Linked DNA regions of Homo sapiens: all the other regions are linked to region 2. A link is an interaction called in ENCODE POLR2A ChIA-PET data of the cell type or tissue named here. Cell type or tissue: HepG2. All regions are shown on one strand. Each heading gives the region's core, and the rest is flanking DNA. Links, peaks and the distances in the headings are about the cores only.

Region 1 (6,458 bases), core at 582-5,581, 76 kb before region 2:
ATTATTATTGTATGCTAAAGCTAGAAAGCAAAAGTGAAAACTTTATAAGTAAGACATAAATACATATTTCAAAGTATTGCTCAGTGAAATAATTCCTAATTATAAAGGAGAGAAGAGTAAACCATACTGTGGAGAGATCTGTCAGATACCATCTGAACCTAGAGATCAAAGTTAGTGTCTGTCAGCCATGGGACAGCGATGTTATGGCCTCCTGGTAGGAGGTACTGAGGGACACAAGATCACATCTACAATTCTTCTCTGAAAATCTGCATAGCCTGAATCTCATCCATTGACAAAGCCCAGTTGAGGACATTCCATGAAATCGCCAGTTATCTTCAAAAATGACAAGATTACAAAGATAAGAAAGACTGAGAAACGGTTTCAGATCAGAGGAGACTGAGGCGGCCTGACAATGACACACAGTTGATGAATTGCATGGATGACAGATTAGACGACAATGTGGACCCATGCTAGTGCTGTGATTCCTCTCACTGCACTGAGGCTGTGCTGGAGAATGTCCTTGGCCTTAGGGGACACAGATGAGAATGTCTAGGGACAAAAGGAGTCACACCTGCAGCTTGCTCTGAAATGGCTCAGGAAAAGCTGTAACAGTGCATACACATATAGAAAGAGGGAAAAGCGCGCGAGACACAATGTGAGGAGTGGGAGGGTCTGGGTGTGTACAGGAGCTCTTTATATTACTCTTGCTGCTTTTTGTAAGTTTGAAGTCACTTCAAAACTACAATAAAAAAGTTTATTATTACTTCTTTTCTAATAAATATAGAAAAATAAAATTGCTTCATTTTTTCTATATTTATTAATGGCATTCTTTTTACTCCAAGGAAGAACTTTTCTCCTTTATCTGTATCTATCTTTCCATCTCTCTATTTGTTAATCATCTATTTATCCACAGATCTAGAAGATTCATGGTTTCTTATTTTATTCAATGAATTGTAATCTATTACTATCATTTATTTGAATGTTTAAATTTTCTCAGAGTTGACTAGTAGAGCCCCTTTAAGCTGCTTCCTGTGTCCTCCTGACATACTTCCATCATCTTTTTATCTTTTACAAAAAATTAAAAATTAAAAATACAGCAAAGTGCTGCCTCAGCACTGAGACCCCAGCCCCACCCAGCACACACAGGCCTGTGTGCTCAGCTTGTTGGAAAGTCCCGGCTCATGCTTCCCATCCTAGCATGGACTTCCAGCCAAGCCACAGTACCATGAAGCTACAGGCCAGCTGGTTACTACGGATGTGTTTCACCAGCGTCCACACCCTGTACTGTTCCTTGGAGCAGAGAAACGGGGTGTGAGACGGCAGGGACTAGGGCACTGAAGAGAATGCATGGGCAGAGACTGAGGAAGGAGCTCCCTCTGCTTCCCCCAGATGTGTTGCCTCACAAGGGACAGCCACGTTCCCCACCACTCACTCTACCTGCACCTCCCTCTGCAGCACAGGGGGGTCACTACTGTTTCACAGCCTCCTTCTTCTGTTTCCTCCTGGGTTTTCACCATAAGCCCCCTCTCCCACATGCACACCCCCACCAGGATGGGCCTGTGAGTCTGGTACCACATTGCCAGCAATGGATAGAGGTGGGAATGGAGGTAGAAAGGGGTAAGTTCTTCATCCAGAGTAACACAGTAATCAACAGATCACAAACTATAGGCCTAAAAAGGACTCTCGGAAGCCATGGCCTTTGACCTGCTCATTTTATAGAGAAGAAAGAGAGAGGTCCTGAAAAGGGAGCTGTCCACACTTGGAGGACTCCTGAGAAGCCAACACTTCCCAGAAAAATCCCAGGATGGAACAAAGGAGACAGAGAAAAGTCAGCCTAGGTAGTAGTTCAGCCAACCACTGCCAGCACGAAATCCACCTGCTTCCTGGGCGCATATATGCCATGTCACAACAGTGTTTTTCCAAGATTCATGGGGGTGTGACAAGATGGATGGACAGCTGGCTCCCTCGCTGGAACTAAAGTATACATCCATGCCCTGTGCCATGCAGCTAGCAGCGCCTCTTTCCAGAAAATGCAGAGTAGACCCCCATTGCCATTGTGCATGGTCATGGGTCTTGCTTGGCCTATAGGATGTTAACACATGGGACAAGCGCAGAGACCTTAACCCTGCGTGTGTGAGAGGCTGGTCCTCCTGCTCCCGTCTGAGCCTCCATGAGAAGAACCTGGCCCAGACAGGCACCACCCCTTCAGCATGGACCCCAGCATGAAGACACAAGCCAAGCCAGCACCAGACCCACTGACCCCCAGCCCATGTGCAGGCGGCAGAGCATGACAGGTATAGCTTGTTGCTGTCAGCCCCCGAGATGCTAAGGTTTTTCCTAGGGAACAGCAGCTGACTAATGCATGAGTTATCCCATTTTCCATGGTGCATCTTCTCCACTCTTATTCCAAGTGAACCCTTGGCTGCCCCCATAACAATCTGTGTTCCGTAACAAGTACTAAAGATGGTTGTTACAAGGACTAGAAACAAGAGCTTTAAATATTTCCTTCTGGTCCTTCGCGGTGGCTCACGCCTGTAATCCCAGCACTTTGGGAGGCAGAGGTGGAAGAATGGCTTGAGCCCAGGAGTTTGAGATCAGCCTGGGCAACATAGCAAGACATTGTTTCTACTAAAAATTTAAAAAATTAGTGCAGCATGGTAGTGCACACCTCTAGTTCCAGCTACTAGAAAGGCTGAGGTGGGAGGATCACTTAAGTCTGGGAGGTCAAAGCTGCAGTGAGACGTGATTGTGCCACTGCACTGCAGCCCAGGAGGCAGAGCGAGCCCCTGTCTCCAAATAAATAAATAGTCTCCTTTTGGCAAATCCTAACAGCTACCCATCTCTCGGATTCAGAGGACAGCATTTAACTCTCTTCAGGCAGATGAATACCTGTGCTTTTGTCCTCTGTCTGCTATCCTCAGCCCTCCGCTTCCTCAGCTCTGCTCATCAAACACTCTTTGTTTTATGAATGATGTATTGCCCAATTCTAGCCTCTAAACCAAAGCCAATAAAGACCTTTAAACGGGATGTGTTGTAATCTTTTCTTCTGACACCTTGTAGGTATGGATATGACTTGGGGACTTTGTCCAAGGTCTCCAGCACACACAGGGAGCTATTGTCCTCACATATCCCAAGAGACTTCTGGTGTTGCTTTAAGTGGACTATTTTATTCTCTTCAGAGGACCTAAGCATTTAGGAGAAACAAGATGGGGAAAAGAAGGTGAGTTCAAAATTAAAACCAAGAAAAAAAGTTGATTTTTACCATGACCGCAAACACAAGAATCCCACAGCAGGGCTGTTGCAGAGGAGTGTTTAAAGTCCCCATTTAAAATCATATAATGTGTAAACCAGATCAGAGATAACTGAAATTAAAATGAAATTGCAAATCAGAAGTACACCCTTCTCAGCTCTACTTACTTCCTTCTCTGGGCCTCCAGTGTCCAATGTCATTGGAGGGTCCCTCCACAATTGCAACTGTCCGGGATGAACAGAGATGGGCAGGAGACTCGCTTCCCACGGTTCCAATGCCTGAGAGACCACAGAAAAATAGCCAGAGCAGTGTGGGCTATGTGAGGTGTGCAAAACCTATCAGGCCCAGAGAGACGTGAGTGTGGGACTTTAGTCATGTCCTTCCTACGCATGGCTGGGGGCAATTGTTTAAAGGCATTCTATTCCTGATGACCTGTCTCACCCATTATCTTCCCCATCCTGGAAAAATGTATAGCCAATTTACAGCATATGTTATCTTAATGTAAATTCTTGGTAAACAATTTAGAAATGGCCTTTTTTTCTTTAAAAACTCACTTGCAACTGCTGCTAATTGGAGCATATCTTCAGGGCAACTTTAATCTATGCAACCAAGTTGCAGTTTTTACATTTGGGCCATATAACCATTCTACTTGTATTAATTTTGCCTGAGTTTTTTCTTTTCCATCCCCACCTTTGGCTTGTCAGGGGTGATGTAATCATAACTCTCCGTGAGGCTGAGCCACAGCTGGAGTCGAATTTGATCACGTGGAAGGATCAAGTTCTGGGTTCATATCAGGTCTCAGGGCAGCCAATTCTAAGAAGTCCTGAATTCCGGAGGCCCTGTGAAGCCTCTTTCCATCCAGCTCGCAATGGAGACAAATCTCAAAGCTTCCATAGTTTTCCTAAGCCCTTATCTTGTTCAGTTTCTTCATTCCCACAATCCAAGCTCGTCTGAGGACTTGCTTTGCCCAAGCCTAAGATTCAGACGTTTATATAAGGACAGGCAGGAAGCCAGAGGCCAGAGAATGGAGGAGGGCAGGCCAGGTGGAAAAGGCCATGTAAAAGTGGCCTCTCCCCCAGCTGGGGGCACAGCCCACACTGAGAAAGCCCAGCCCAGCTGGACTTTTATGAGGGTATGTATGTCTCTGTGTGTGTATGAGTATGTCTGTGTGTGTGTCTGTGTGTGTGTGTTTATGTGTATATGTGCATATGTGTATGTATGTCTGTATGTGTGTATGCCTGTGTGTGTATGAGTGTGTGTATATGTATGTGTCTGTATCTGTGGGTCTGTGTGTGTATGTGTGTGCACGTGTGTATGTATGTGTATGTGTGTGTGTGTGTGTGCATGTGTATACATATGTGTGTGTGAATGTGTCTATATATGTGTGTGTTTGTATGTCTGTGTGTAGATGAGTGTATGAGTGTATGTGTGCATGTGTGTGTGTGTATGTATTTGTGTGTATGTCTGTATGTGTATGTCTATGTGTGTGTGATGGTTAATATTGAGTGTCAACTTGATTGGATTGAAGGATGCAAAGTACTGTTCTTGGGTGTGTCTGTAAGGGTGTTGCCAAAGGAGATTAACATTTCAGTGGGTGGACTGGGAAAGGCAGACCCACCCTTAATCTGGGTGGGCACCATCTAATCAGCTGCCAGCGAGACCAGAATAAAAGCAGGCAGAAGAATGTGGAAAGACTAGACTGACTTAGCCTCCTGGCCTACATCTTTCTCCTGTGCTGGATGTTTCCTGCCCTCAAACATCGGACCCAAAGTTCTTCAGCTTTGGGACCCTTGGACCTTTGGCCACAGACTTAAGTCTGCAGTCGGCTCCCCTACTTTTGAGGTTTTGGGACTCAAACTGGCTTCCTTACTCCTCAACTTGCAGATGGCCTATTGTGGGACCTCGCCTTGTGATCGTGTGAGTCAATTCTCCTTAATAAACTCCCCTTTAGATACACATCTAGCCTATTAGTTCTGTCCCTCTAGAGAACCCTAATACAGTGTGTATGTATGTGGTTTGTGTATGCGTGTATATACGTGTATGTGTGTGTCTGTGTGTATGTCTGTGTGTGTGTGTGTCTGTGTGTGTGTCTGTGTGTGGCAGGCCAGGTCTCACTAACGGCTGAACAGGCAGGCCTCTGTAACAACTGTTTCAGCACTGACTAAGTGGTTAAGTTAAATATTAAAAGCCTAGAGAGCCAGTCCCCTTATACAAAGGCTGGAATGTAACAAAAGCCCAAGAGTTTTGCCCAGGCCTTTCCTGGGCCTTGAAGTATGACAAGATAACGAAGGAATTCTCAACAGGACCCATTTAAGATTAAACAAGTTTTTACTGGGGTCTGAAGAAACTCCGCAGACCTCCACAAACAAGTTTGCTGGGGTCTGAAGGAACTCCCCAAACCTCCATGATTTAGCAGGAGATAAAATAAGGGTAATCACCCCAGCACCTGGACCCAGCTAGATTAAGTAAATTTACTGAGGCGCCAAAGGAAGGTCTTCAGGACTCAGACCTCAGTTATAGATTAGAAGAAGTTAATCACTTATGTCTTTAAGTGATTGCACACTTACATGTAGACATACAGCTTAGAAGTTATATAAGCTCTGGAAAACTTTGTGATTTTGAGTTGGTCTGGCGATATTTTCCTTGCCTTCTTTCTCCCCGTACCTGGTTACAGAAATAAACTCTATTCTTTCTCAGTTCATCTGCATCTCGTTATTGGGCTGAGAGAATAAGTAGCTCCACCCTTGGCTTGACCTGGAAACGTGTGTGTGTGTGTGTGTGTGTGTGTGTGCATATGTCTGTGTGTATGTGTCTGTGTGTATATGTGTATGTGTCTGTGTGTCTCTCTGTGTGTGTGTGGCCTTAACTCCATGCCCAAACACCATTTCCTAAACTACTAACTCTAACAGGGCTGTAGGAAGTTCCAGAAATTCCTTCAATTACTCATCAAGCAATGGAGCCATTTTGTGTTGTATTCTGGCATTAAAGGTGTTAGCCTCTTAATTTTTATTTTTACACAACTAAGTTCCAGGTAAAATTTTTATTTTCACACAAGTTCCAGTAAGTGGTAATTAACTGTTCGCCTTCATGACAAGATCATTTGGCCCACGCTGCTTGTACTATTAATGCAATCCTTGCACCAAAGTGATGAGTTGGAAAGGTAAAACTTGCAATAAGTGCCAGGGTACTCTCCTCTTCTGTTTTATTT
Region 2 (6,458 bases), core at 708-5,707:
TGCTCCTTTTCCTTCCTGGGGCTGAGGCCCAGGGATGCTACTGACTAGGTGTTCCCAGCATGTCCCTGGCTTGGCCTCTGGCACAGGATTTACTTGCAGACCCACCTTGTGACCATACACAGCATTCATGGCTGCGATTCCCTGATTCTTCACTATAAAAATTCCAGAAAGAGAAGTGACCAGGAGGCCAACTTCAGGAGTAGGAATTGATGGTAAGTGTGAGAGAGGAGAGATCTTTCCAAAGCAACAGAGCCCTCAATGCTAGCCCTGTCTGCATGCAAAATCCAAGCACGCAGTTCAAGTCATGCACTGCTTTGAACCCTGGAGATATATTTGTAGCCAGGAAAAATCCTATATTTCGTGAATATTCCTTTCTAGGAGGTATAGAAAACTGTTAAAAGACCCACACATGTAACTTGAGTCAGGCAGGAATTAGTGCATCCTCCCAAGGGCCAGTGCCTTGGAGTGGGCTCCTCTCCCCTTGCTTCATGAAGGAGGGAGCCAGGACAACCCCCACAGTGGGCTCACTCCCCATGAGACCCTGTCCTGGGAGCTGCCTCAGAAATAGTTCTTGAATGAAATGAGTGGGGTGGATTGTTTGGAAGACACTTGTTGGAATCACTGTGGATAAAGCACCTCCTCTGAGCTTCCTTCTGCTGATGGAGTCAGGGTCAAGAGAAGGACCAAGGGTGGGAGCAGACAGGGGAGGTGGTGGGAGGGTCTCAGAGGAAAATCTGCTCAAGTCTGGAGCAAGGCACGGCAGGGCTGTGTGGGTTCCAGAGGCCAGATGGGACAAAGTGCAGCAGCTGTGCCTACCTCAGTGCTGGCAGGCCGCAGGGAGGTCTCCAGGCCTGGCTCTCCCCTCTGCTTTGCCTGAACGCCTATGATCGAGGGGCCACCCTCCCAGCACATCTATGGAGGACAAGTCCCAAGACGATGGTCCAAACGCACCACAGGTCTTGTGTTGGGTCCCCCCAGGCTGACCCTGAAACACAGACTGGTGGGTGCAGGTAGTTTATTTGGAGGTGATCCCAGGGGACACATGTGAGAAAGGGAGACAGAGAAGGGGAAACGCAAGGTGTCTGTTATCAATGGGTCACACTGGGGCCGGGGGTGTTTATTCTGCTGGGGAGCTCTGAGAACCATGTGACATGCACCTCTGAATTGGATGCCCAGAGGCTGGGAGACTGGGACATTCACCTGCCTCCCTCCTGAAGAAGGAGTGTGACTCTCAGACTTGACCTTTCCCACACCACAGGGGTGTACCTGCTCTGCTGGAGGAGCTCCAATTACACGGAGAAAGCCACTAGCCAATCTGGGCACGTCGCAGGTGCATGAGTTGGGAGCTACCCATGTACTGGTACTTGGGATACCAGCGGCAGCTGCACTCAGAAGGCCTGTTAGGTCAGGGGTTGGCAACCATGACCCGAGGGCCAAAAGCAGCCCAGTCTGCTTGTCTCCATGTGTAGACAAAGTCTTGTTGGGACACGACTGCTCTTATTTGTTTATGCACTGTCTATGCTTCTTTCAACATACAAAGGCAGTGCTGGGTAGCTGAGAAAGTGACTATAAGCCTACAAAGACCAAAATAGTTACTCCTTAAATTTTTACAGAGAATGCATGCCGAAGCCTGATCTGGGAGATGTGGACAGGGTGTCCACAGCTGCTGGCTATTCTCAGCTAACACATTAGGTATACATGCACTCTGAGCATTAGTGCAAATGTCACATGGGCTGTGTGGGATTCCCGAGTCCCTGTCCTGCTCCATGTGCACATCCCGTGCGCTGGGAGGCCACCCTCACTGCCCCTCTGCAGCCTGCAAGGGGCCCTGAGATGGCGGCTCAGACGCACCTTAGCTGTGCCTCTGGAAGCCACTCAGGAGGCCCAACAGGGAATAAAAACTTACCCCTGAGAGCCCACGAGGCTGCCCTGCTGAGAATAACTCCATCAACTGCCCAGGCCCCTCTCTCCAGGACACTAGCACACAAAGCTTCTGGAAATGCTGATGTTTAATGACCTATATTCTACATGAGGAACCTGGAGAAGTGTGGAATTTACTTTGACAGCATCTGCATGCCCCGTCATGAATCCAAGGGAATTGTAAATTGAAAAGAACAAACAAATATGGAGCTGGTCAGCTACAGCAGAGCCACCTTTGGAGAACTGCCAGTGTCCACAGAGGTGAGGGCAGCCTGAGCCTGGGCCTGTGGGTGAGAAGCAATCAGGGGAACCCCTCTGAGCAGGTCTTGTTCAGGAGCTCACACTGCATTACCCAGGGCTGGGTCCTAAAAGTGAAGAAGCAGGTGAGCATCTGGGAGGGAAAGCATGGGCGAGGCACTGGGGACAGGGGGCTCAGGAAGCTCATGGCTCCCACTCTGAGCAAAGGATCAATATCCACCTTGCACATTTCCCAAGCTGTCAGTTGAATGCGGCTCTCATCCTCATGTGGGGCCATCCAGCCCCACTCCTGGGACATTTCTTAGCTGCTTCCAGATCTGGGGCTCCCTCTTCACTCAAGGTAACCTGTGTTAGGACCCACTTCCCAGACAGTGGCCTCCTGGGACTCCACAGGCTGGCCTGTGTGATTCATACCCCCAAGAGCACAAAAGTCACTTTGTCTCCCCAGAGCTGCTCTCAGATGTAGGCCAATGTTTAACCTATTAGTTAATCCTTTGATGAGGGGGCCCACCTGTCCTAGGTAGGCTGTCCCCAGAGCTGGGCTTCCCCTTGTCCCCTGTCCCTATCCTCTGGAGCAGGCATTACAGCTCAGCAGGGGCCAGGGCAGGACGAGGGAGGGAGGGCAGTGGGGTCCCTCCTCAGCCTCCACCTGCCTCAGGCTCTGGATTAGGGGAGGGGGACCCTGAGAACTGCACACTCAGAAAGAGGTGATATTGGATCCCCACCACGCTCTTTCTTCAGAAGGCAGACGAAGACTGGGGAGGAAGACCAGAGAGGAAACAGCCTCTACTCAGGCTTAGGAGACTGGGACCCCAGGCGGACAAGAGCAGTCTGAAGGCCATGTGCCCTGGGTACAGGCCACTGCAGTGGCATGACAGGGCAGAGTCAGGAAACTCAGATTGGCCGGGAGCCTACAAGTGGACCCGTGGCTGCCTTCCCCTCTGCACTCCCCACTAAGGCAAAAGCAGGGCAGCCTGGTAGAGGCTGCTGCAGGCTAACTCCTCTAAGTCTCTTTGTCAGCTGCACCTGTGCCCATACCACACCCTATGTGGCATCCACAGCTGTGTCCAGGAGGGAAGATGTTGCCCTGTCTTACATCGTTCAGCTCTGTGCTTTCTTGGAAAGGGCAGTTATCAATGTTGTCTTCAAATTTCCCACACCTAGTTCTCCCCAGCAGTAGCTCCATTGAGAATACGGTCTTGGACTCTATCTAATGTACAGAGAGATTACAGTGAACACGCCCCTCTTTCTGCACCTAAATACCTGAAAGTGAAGATGCTGTCATTGTAGGGAGAGGCCCAAACATGCTACTGCATTAGGGAGCTCACTCATGGGCCTGGCATCAGTTCACTGGAGGTAAAATCTGGGGAACCTTCTCCAGATTAAGGAATTAAGAGCAAAGAGCAGGTGTGTATGGTGGGTCCTGGGGCAGACACAGGCTGAGTCAGACCCCACTAATGTATCCCCTGTCTCCAGCTTCACCTCCACCTCTCCCACGATGAGACACAGCTTCACTCTCAGCAGGCATCTGATCCTGCAACTGCATTCCCAGAGGATGGCGCCACATGCCCGGGAGGGTGTTGGATCTCCAAGAGTTTTCAGGGTAACCTCAGCCCTGGGACAGAGGGAGCCTCATCTACAGCATATTGTCAAAACTTTCACCTGACCTCCAGCAAGAAAAATGACACACAGTGCTCCCATTACACACAGGCACACATCCTTGGGACAATGGCTTCAAGAAATAACATCTGCCCCATTGCAAAATGCACTTTGAAATTTTCCTTGCTCTTCTTTCCACTCAATTCTATTTCTTTCCATTCCATATCCTCCTTCCTCATTCATACATTCTTATCAAACCCCACACTGACTCAGGGACTGCCAGATTCAGGAAGCCACGTGGAAGGCTCCAGCCCAGAGAGCAGGGGGCAGAGAACCAGCCAGGGCATTGCACAGAGTCTTTCCAGAGGCTTAAGCTCTGTGCAGGGTTGGAGTCCCTCTGCCCTTCTTGCAGGATCTTAGTGCTGAAGGAGGAAGAGCAATCCGACTTCTCCCTCCTAACCAAAAGTGCTCCATTGGGAGATCATTTTCATTGTCCATACCTGCAGCCCAGATAAACAGTGCATTCCTGATTGCATTCTGTAGTGACTTGATTAAAAGAAAATCATTTAGGATTGAAAGCTGTGGTCTGAGAAAGAGTGTAAAAAACCCTTCAGTTCATTAAGTGCAGACCCACCAAGGAGCTCAGAGCAGGTGGAAATCAGAGAAGAGGAACTGACCGCACAGCAGCCTCTCAGGACTGATGGGGGTTCCTTATTGCTTCTGAATCTGCATCTCTCACTCTCTCTCTCACTCTGTCTCCAGTTTTCCCATTTTTCTAAGTATCTGTTGTCATTTTATGTCTTTGACATAAAATTTGAAGTACTTCTCAATCTGTCTTTATGGACATTTTTAGTCCATATATTTTTTTTAACTCAGTAGCTTCATCTCTTTAGTAGTCCTTATTTTGAAGTCATTCTTCAGTTGAATGTCATAGAAAAGATGAAGATTGAAAAAATGTTTTAAGCACTATTAATTAGATTTGAATAAGTTCTTAGATGTTTCAAAGTAAAATGTTTTCTAAAAACTTAAAATTACTAAACTAGATATTATACCTTACTATACTATAGACCTCAAATTTTACCTTGTTATGGACTACAAATGATAAACCAGGACTCCTTAATTAGACACCACACCCCTATCCATTATTGGTAGCAAGTAAGGGAGGGCTGGGAAGGAAAGGATGTGGTTACCAACCTTCTTCCTCTAGGAACTCAGAACATGCACCAGCTTGTAGGCATATGAGTCCATGCTCTGCAGGTGGAATGTGTGTGACACACACATTCCACCATGGCAGGGAAGTATTCAGCCATGAGTATTTGGTCTACATTGTTCTTGTGTTTTTTGGCAGAGTCAGGAAAGAAGAGAGAGGAAAGGAAAAAGAGATAAAGAAATAAAAATATTAGTAATGAAAAAGGGCAGACCTCTAGAGACATAGAATATAAATTAATATGCATATGAAAACACCATGCACAGAAAATACATTTTAGACTAAACCTCCAATCATGATACATAAAATAATAAACTGATAAATTATTTCTTATCAAAATTAAAAGCTTTTGCTCAGTGAAAACCCATGTGAGGAGGATGGAAAGACAAACTACAGAGTGGGAGAAAATATTTGCAAATCATATATCCATCAGACAACTAGTATCTAGTATATGTAATAAACTCTCAAAACTCAACAGTAAAAAAGTTGGTTGTGGCACATGTTCTCATTCACAAGTAGGAATTGAACAATGAGAACACATGGACACAGGGAGAGGAACATCACACACCAGGGCCAGTCAGGGGGTGGGGGGCAAGGGGAGGGAGAACATTAGGACAAATACCTAATGCATGCAGGGTTTAAAACCTAGATGACGAGTTGATGGGTGCAGCAAACCACCATGGTACATGTATATCTGTGTAACAAAACTGTATGTTCTGCACGTGTATCACAGGACGTAAAGCATAATAAATAAATAAGAAAAACCAAATCCTGATTTTGAGATCTATCCATATTGTTACTTATAAACCTAATAAATTTATTTAAACAGCTAAAACAAAATCTGTGATGGATCATCATGGCAGACAGGAGACAGGACTAGATTACAGCTCTGAACAGAGCAGCGTGTGGAAGCTCACGCTGTGAATTCTAGCTCCAGATTGACTGCAAGAACAATCCAGCAATCCCAAGAGGATCCACAGACCCTCTCAAAGAAGCAAATTGCTCCTGCAGGACCCAGGAGACACCTCAAATACTATGAGTGCTCCAACTGCAAAAGTGGGAAAGGGAAACCCTCCTCTCTTGAACTCACACCCCCAATGGAGAAACTGAAGGTCTGTTGGTGAGATAAGTTTCCTACCTTACCTGGGGCTGAGTCAATTTAGAGAGCAGAGTGAAATACAGGGGTAGAGGAAGCAGCAGAAAGACCCTGGGAGCTTGTTGGGCCCCCCAAGTAGGACATTCCTGCCTGACACCACAGGGATCCACTGGGAAGACTGCCAGAAGAGTGGTGGGGCAAGACTCCATAGGAAGAAGGAAATCTCTAGCTGAACTGTGTAACAATTTGAATGGGTGAGAAGCCTCCTGGCCAGAACTCAGGAAAGGGTGCAAATCCGGTGTGTAGACTCCACAGGCAAGGGAAGAACCAAGCCCTTTTCTTTCACAGCCTGGAGGTGAGTAGCCTGGGGCAAGTTCT
Region 3 (6,458 bases), core at 930-5,929, 65 kb before region 2:
CAGGCAGTGCCTCATAGCCCCAGCTTAACAGCTGCTCCAAGGAGCACCTGAATTTACCTGCTACCTGTGCTTCTTGCTTTTCAGCTCAAGCAGGGCTTGGTGGGATCCCAAAGAAAACCTCCAGGTCTGCCCTGGTAGGGAATTAAAATAAATGCACAGCAGAATTTTCCCCCATCCTTGACTGCTAAATCTTTGATGTGACTTTTAGACTGAGGAGAGATTAGTCCCTTGTCTCATGGAGCTTGTGCTTTGACCTTTTAATCCATGGCCCTTGACAACTTCCTGTCTGACTCTAGAATCACCTGTGCAGGTTGAAAGCGATGAATGCCTGGGCCTCCCCGCAAGGAGTTAAAGCAGAAACCCTGGGGGAGGTGCCTGGCATAGCTCCCCACAGGAGTCTGCTCTGTGACTGGGGTGAGACCCTCTAGGGCATGGTCAGCCATGGGCAGTCTCCATGTGGCCTCCCTTGATCTGACACTGGAGGGGAGGAAGGAGAGGGTCCCGGGGCCACAGAGTGGAGGAAGGGTGGCCACCACTGCAGAATAAGAGAGCACAGATGGCAGAGAATGGGTGAGGGCCAAAGGGAAAGTAGAGGGAGGAGAGGCCCACAGTGCCTAAGAAGATCAAATCCTGAAGTGAGGAGTTCGAGACCAGCCTGGCCAACATGGTGAAACCCTGTCTCTAAAATACAAAAATTAGTCGGGTGTGGTGGCAAGCACCTGTTGTCCCAGCTACTTAGGAGGCTGAGGTAGGAGAATCACTTGAACCTGGAAGGTTGCAGTGAGTTGAGATCACCCCATGGCACTCCAGTCTGGGCAGCACAGTGAGACTCCATCTCAAAAAAGATCAAGTTCTCCCTCACCATAGTGCTGGAGGAGCAGCAGCCCTTGGAGTTCAGCTCAGCAGCATGGTCACCATAGGGAGGCAGGGCCTGGGCCTGGGTCGTGTGTGGGGGCCTTGGACTGGCCCAGAGTCAGCTACTGGCTCGCCCCTTCAGGGGCTCCTTCCTGACTCCCCTCCAGGGCTGAGATGCCCAGGCACAAGCTGCCACCAGCCCTCTGAAGGACACAGATCTCAGGCTTCTGACTTTGAACTGTTGCCTGGACCCACTTCCAGCCACCAGCCAGCACAGTTAAAGCCTGTAGACTTTGACAGCTAAAACGGAAGGCTGCCATTTTCCATAAGACCTTCAGGTCTTAAAAAGAGGTGTCCTAACAAAACATGCCCAGAATACCTTATATCTTGCTCAGGAAAAAGGAAGTGCACAAAATATTTTGTAGACAGGGATATACCACCACCTCCCTTGAAGCCCAGTGTTTTGGGACTCTGTGTTAGGAAGGAAGAGCCTTCCCTAACAGCCTGCTGCAGGCTGAATCAAAGAACACATTTAAAAGCCTGGAAGCAACCACAGAACAATAACATACTTGAATGGAGTCATCAGTAGACACTAAAACCACTGGGGGGAGTGACTGGTGCACAGGGTATTTTATAATGTCTCCAAGCATCTCCCCATAGGTCACTTATTAACAATAAGTATGGAGAAACTTATGGAGAAACCTGCAGACACTGCCTTAAATAATAATCAACATCAAGTCACCAGTAACAGGACAAACTCACATCCTGGGCCTCCTGATGTGATGCACTGAGGAGGACACAGCCTCACCCAGGCAAAGCTTCTGTCAAAAGAGTTGGCCTCAAGTCTAATCATCAAGAAACAAAAAGACTCAAATTTATAAGGTTATAAATTATGTAAAATATTATTATAAAAACAACTGTTCTGTATTCCTCAAAAATTGTCAATGACATGGAGGACAAAAACAGGACAACTGTTGTTCCCATGCACGTTCATTAAAGCAACATGATACAAAATGCAAAGTGAGATCCTGGATTTGATCCAGGAGCAGATGGGAAAATGTTGGAATGGATATCTTGGGGATAACTGGATAAATTTTTAAAAGAACTACTATTAGATAATTGTGTATTGGTGTTAAATCTCCTAAATCTGATAATTACGTGACAACAAGTACCAAAAAGCCTTTTCTTCAGAAGAACTTCTTTCTTTTTTATTCTTTTTTTTTTGGGGGGGGGGCGGGGTGGAGTTTCGCTCTTTGTTGCCCAGGCTGGAGTGCAATGGCTCGATCTCGGCTCACTGCAAACTCTGCCTCCTGGGTTCAAGCGATTATCCTGCCTCAGCCTCCTGAGTAGCTGGGATTACAGGTGCCTGCCACTACACCTGGCTAATTTTTTGTATTTTTAGTAGAAATGGGGTTTCACCTTGTTGGCCAGGCTGGTCTTGAACCCCTGACCTCAGGTGATCCATCCACCTTGGCCTCCCAATGTACTGGGATTACAGGCGTGAGCCACTGCACCAAGCTAGAACTTCTTTCTTAGGCAGAAGTATTTAGGGGTAAAAAGCCATAATATCTACAACTTACCCTCTAATACGTATATGTGTGTGTGTGTATATATATGTATATATATATATGTAAAAATATTTATAATATATGTATGTATATATAAAATAGAGAGAAGCAAATGCTAAAGTTGGCATATGGATGTGTATCACTCAGGGTTCAACCTCTCTCTTACGAGGTCTGTAAGTTGGTATATGGTATTAATCTTAAATTAATACCATATACCAACTTACAGACCTCGTAAGAGAGATATATTAAGAGATATACTGGCATATTTCATTTTATTATCCTTTGCTGACATTGCATTTTTTACAAATTGGAAGTTTGTGGCAACCCAGAGAGGAGCAAGTCTATTGGCACCATTTTTCCAAGAGCATGTACTCACTTTATGTGTCTGTGTTACACCTTTGTAATTCTCACAATATTTCAAACATTTTTATCATGATTATATCTGCTATGATGATCTGTGATCAATGATGTTTGATGTTACTATTGTAATTGTTTTGGGGTGCCATGAGCAGCACCCACATAAGACTGCAAACTTAATCTATGTGTGCTGACTGCTCCACTAACCAACCATTCTCCCATCTCTCTCCCTCTCCTCGGGCCTCTCTATTCCCTGAGACACAACAATATTAAAATTGGGCCAATTAGGCTGGGCACAGTGGTTCATGCCTTTAATCATAGCACTTTGGGAGGCCAAGGCGGGCAGATCACTTGAGGTCAGGAGTTCAACACCAGCCTGGCCAACATGGTGAAACCACATCTCTATTAAAAATACAAAAATTAGCCTGGCGTGGTGGCACACACCTGTAATTCCAGTTGCTTGGGAGGCTGAGACAGGAGAATTTCTTGTGCCTGGGAGGCAGAGGTTGCAGGAGTGGAGATCAAGCCATTGCACTCCAGCCTGGGTGACAGAGTGAGACTCCATCTCTGGAAAAAAAAGAAAAAAAGAAAGAAAGAAAAAAAAATAGGCCAATTCATAACCCTACATTGGCCTCTAAGTGTTTAAGTGAAAGGAAGAGTTGCACCATCTCTTCCACCATCTCTCACTTTAAACGAAAATCTAGAACTGATTTAAGCTTTGCAAGGAAGGCATGTTGAAAGCCAAGACAGGCCAAAAGCTATGTCTCTTGTGCCAAAGAGCCTAGTTATGAATAAAAAGCAAAAATTCTTGAAAGCAATTAAAGACGTTACTCCAGTGAACCTGCAAATAGCAAGAAAGTGAAATAGGCCTGGTGCAATGGCTCACACCTGTAATCCCAGCACTTTGGGAGGCTGAGGCAGGAGGATCACTTAAGCCCAGGAGTTCAAGACCAGGCTGGACAACAAAGTGAGACTTTGTCTCTACAAAAAATAAAAACAATTAGCCAGATGCAGTGATGTGCATCTGTAGTCCCAGCAACCCATGAAGCTAAAGCAATAGGATTGAGCTCAGAAGTTCAAGGTTGCAGTGAACTATGATTGCATCACTGCACTCCAGCCTGGGTGACAAAACAAGACCCTGTCTCAAAAAAAAGTGAAATAACCTTATTGCTGATATGGAGAAAGTATGAATGGTCTGAATAGAAGATCAAACCAACCACAGCATTCCCTTTAGCCAAAGCCTAATTTAGAACAAGAACCTAACTCTCTTCTATGAAGGCTGGAAGAGGTTATAAAGCTGCAGAAGTTTGAAGCTAGCAGAGATTGGCTTATGACATTTAAGAAAGGAAGCCATCTCCATAACGTAAAAGTGCAAGGTGAAGCAGCAAGTGCTGATGTAGAAGCTGCAGCAAGCTATCCAGAAGATCTAGCTAAGATCATTGATGAAGTTGCCTACACTAAACAACAGATTTTCAATGTCGAAGAAATAGCCTTCTATTGAAAGAAGTTACCACCTTCTTTTGTAGCTAGAGAGGAAAAGTCAAAGCCTGTTTTCAAAACTTCAAAGGACAGGCTGACTCTCTTGTTAGGAGCTAATGCAGCTGGTGACTTTAAGTTGAAGCCAATGTTCATTTACCGTTTCAAAAATCCTACAACCCTTACTAATTATGATAAATCTGTGCTCTACAGATAAAACAAAGATAGCATTTCTGTTCACAGCATAGTTTACTGAGTATTTTAAGCCCAATTTTGAGGCCTACTGCTCAGAAAAAAAAAAAATCCTTAAAAAAAATCACTGCTCATTGACAATGCACCTGGTTACGCAAGAGCTCTGATGGAGATGTGCAAGGAGATTAATTTTGTTTTCATGCTTGCTATCACAAAATCCACTCTGCAGCCCATAGATCCTGGAGTAATTTTGATTTTCATGTTTTATTATTTAAGAGATCCATTTAATATGGCTACAGCTGGCATAGATAGTGATTCCTCTGATGGATCAAGGAAAAGTGCATTGAAACCTTCTGGAAAGGATTATCCATTCTAAATGCTATTAAGAACATTTGCAATTTATGGGAGGAGGTCAAAATATCAACATTAGCAGAAGTTTGGAAAAAGTTGATTACAGCACTCATAAATTACTTTGGGGGACTCAAGACTTTAGCAGAGGAAGTAATTGCAGATATGGTAGAAAGAGAAAGAGAACAATAATTACAAGTGGACAATTAATAATTGCAAAGACATGGAACTAACCTAAGTACCCATTGATCAACGAGTGGATAAAGAAAATGTGGTACCATAGAATACTACTCAGCCATAAAAAAGAATGAAATCATGTCTTTTGCAGCAACTTTGATGGAGCTGGAGGCCATTATGCTAAGTGAAGTAAGTTAGGAAAAGAAAACCAAATACTGCATGTTCTAACTCATAAATGGAAGCTAAGCTATGGGTATGTAAAAGCATAAGGAGTGATATGATGGATTTTGGAGACTCAGAAATGGGAGGCTGGGATGGGGGGTGAAGGATAAAAAACTACGTATTGGGTACAATGTACACTACTCAGGTGATGGGTGCACTAAAATCTCAGAATTCACCCTATATAATTCATCCAGGAACTGTTTTATTACTATATTACTACATAATTCATCCATCCACTCATTCAACCAAAAACCTATTGTATTCCAAAAGCTATTGAAATAATAATGCAAATAAATAAAAACTTATTGAAAAGTAGAGCCGAAGATGGGACTGGATTGCTGCAATCGTATGATAACACTTGAACAGATGAGGAGCTGCTTCTTGTGGATGAGCAAAGAGAGCCGTTTTTTGAGATGGAATCGACTCCTGTTGAAGATGTTGTGAAAATTGTTGAAATGACAACAAAGGATTTAAACTATTATGTAAACTTAGATGATAAAGCAGTGACAAGGTTTGAGAGGACTGACTCCAATTTTGGAAGAAGTTCTATTGTGGGTAAAATGCTATCAAACAGCATCTCATGCTACAGAGAAATCTCTCTTTTTTTTTTTTTTTTTTTTTTTGAGACGGAGTCTCATTCTGTCACCCAGGCAGGAGTGCAGTGGCATGATCTCGGCTCACTGCAACCTCCGCCTCCCAGGTTCAAGTGATTCTCCTGCCTCGGCCTCCCAAGTAGCTGGGACTACAGGCCTGTGCCATCACGCCTGGCTAATTTTTTTTTTTTTTTTTTGTATTTTTAATAGAGACAGGGTTTTGCCATGCCACGTTGACCAGGCTGGTCTTGAAATCCTAACCTCAAGTGAGCCGCACCCCCTCAGCCTCCCAAAGTGCTGGGATTACAGGCATGACCCACCGTGCCGGGCCTACAGAGAAGTCTTTGGTGAAAGGGAGAGTCAATCAATGTGCCAAACTTCATTGTTGTCTTATCTTAAGAAATTGCCACAGCCACCCCAACCTTTACAACCACCACTCTGATCAACTAGCAGCCATTGGATTGAAGGAAGACTGTCCACCAGCAGAAAGATTTTAACTCACTGAAGGCTCAGATGATTTTTAGCATTTTTTACCAATAAAGTATTTTTAAACAAAGGTATATATATTGTTTTTAGATATAATGTTATTTCAAACTTAATAGACTACAGTATAGTGTAAACATAACTTTTACATGTACTTGAAATGAAAAAGTATGTGTGACTCACTTTA

Evidence for each region. ChIA-PET counts read pairs that join two places held together with the same protein. Peaks named below come from ENCODE experiments on the same cell type or tissue, not always from the same donor. Only the 100,000 strongest peaks of a DNase experiment are listed, where the experiment ranks them.
Region 1: POLR2A ChIA-PET joins it to region 2 with 36 read pairs; 1 of 35 experiments calls an interaction of 5 or more read pairs at or near these places.
Region 3: POLR2A ChIA-PET joins it to region 2 with 5 read pairs; 1 of 35 experiments calls an interaction of 5 or more read pairs at or near these places.

The regions. Positions count from the first base shown.
Region 1 is chr20:23,658,208-23,664,665 of GRCh38, reverse strand. LOC107985383 (a long non-coding RNA gene) reads right to left here and starts at 3,596. Exons shown (of 5, transcript XR_001754712.2): 1 at 3,418-3,596; 2 at 3,016-3,184. In HepG2, for the core only: no CTCF peak of the experiment used is centred there; DNase peaks (open chromatin) are centred at 3,005, 3,635, 4,015, 5,415 and 1 weaker place; H3K4me3 peaks cover 1,974 bases.
Region 2 is chr20:23,582,274-23,588,731 of GRCh38, reverse strand. It overlaps the pseudogene CST9LP2. Among named protein-coding and RNA genes, the nearest start is that of CST9L, 17 kb to the right of the region's middle. In HepG2, for the core only: a CTCF peak has its summit at 3,727 (motif pointing right); DNase peaks (open chromatin) are centred at 1,461, 1,731, 2,151 and 2,631; H3K4me3 peaks cover 1,127 bases.
Region 3 is chr20:23,647,578-23,654,035 of GRCh38, reverse strand. No RefSeq gene overlaps it. Among named protein-coding and RNA genes, the nearest start is that of CST3, 13 kb to the right of the region's middle. In HepG2, for the core only: no CTCF peak of the experiment used is centred there; a DNase peak (open chromatin) is centred at 3,855.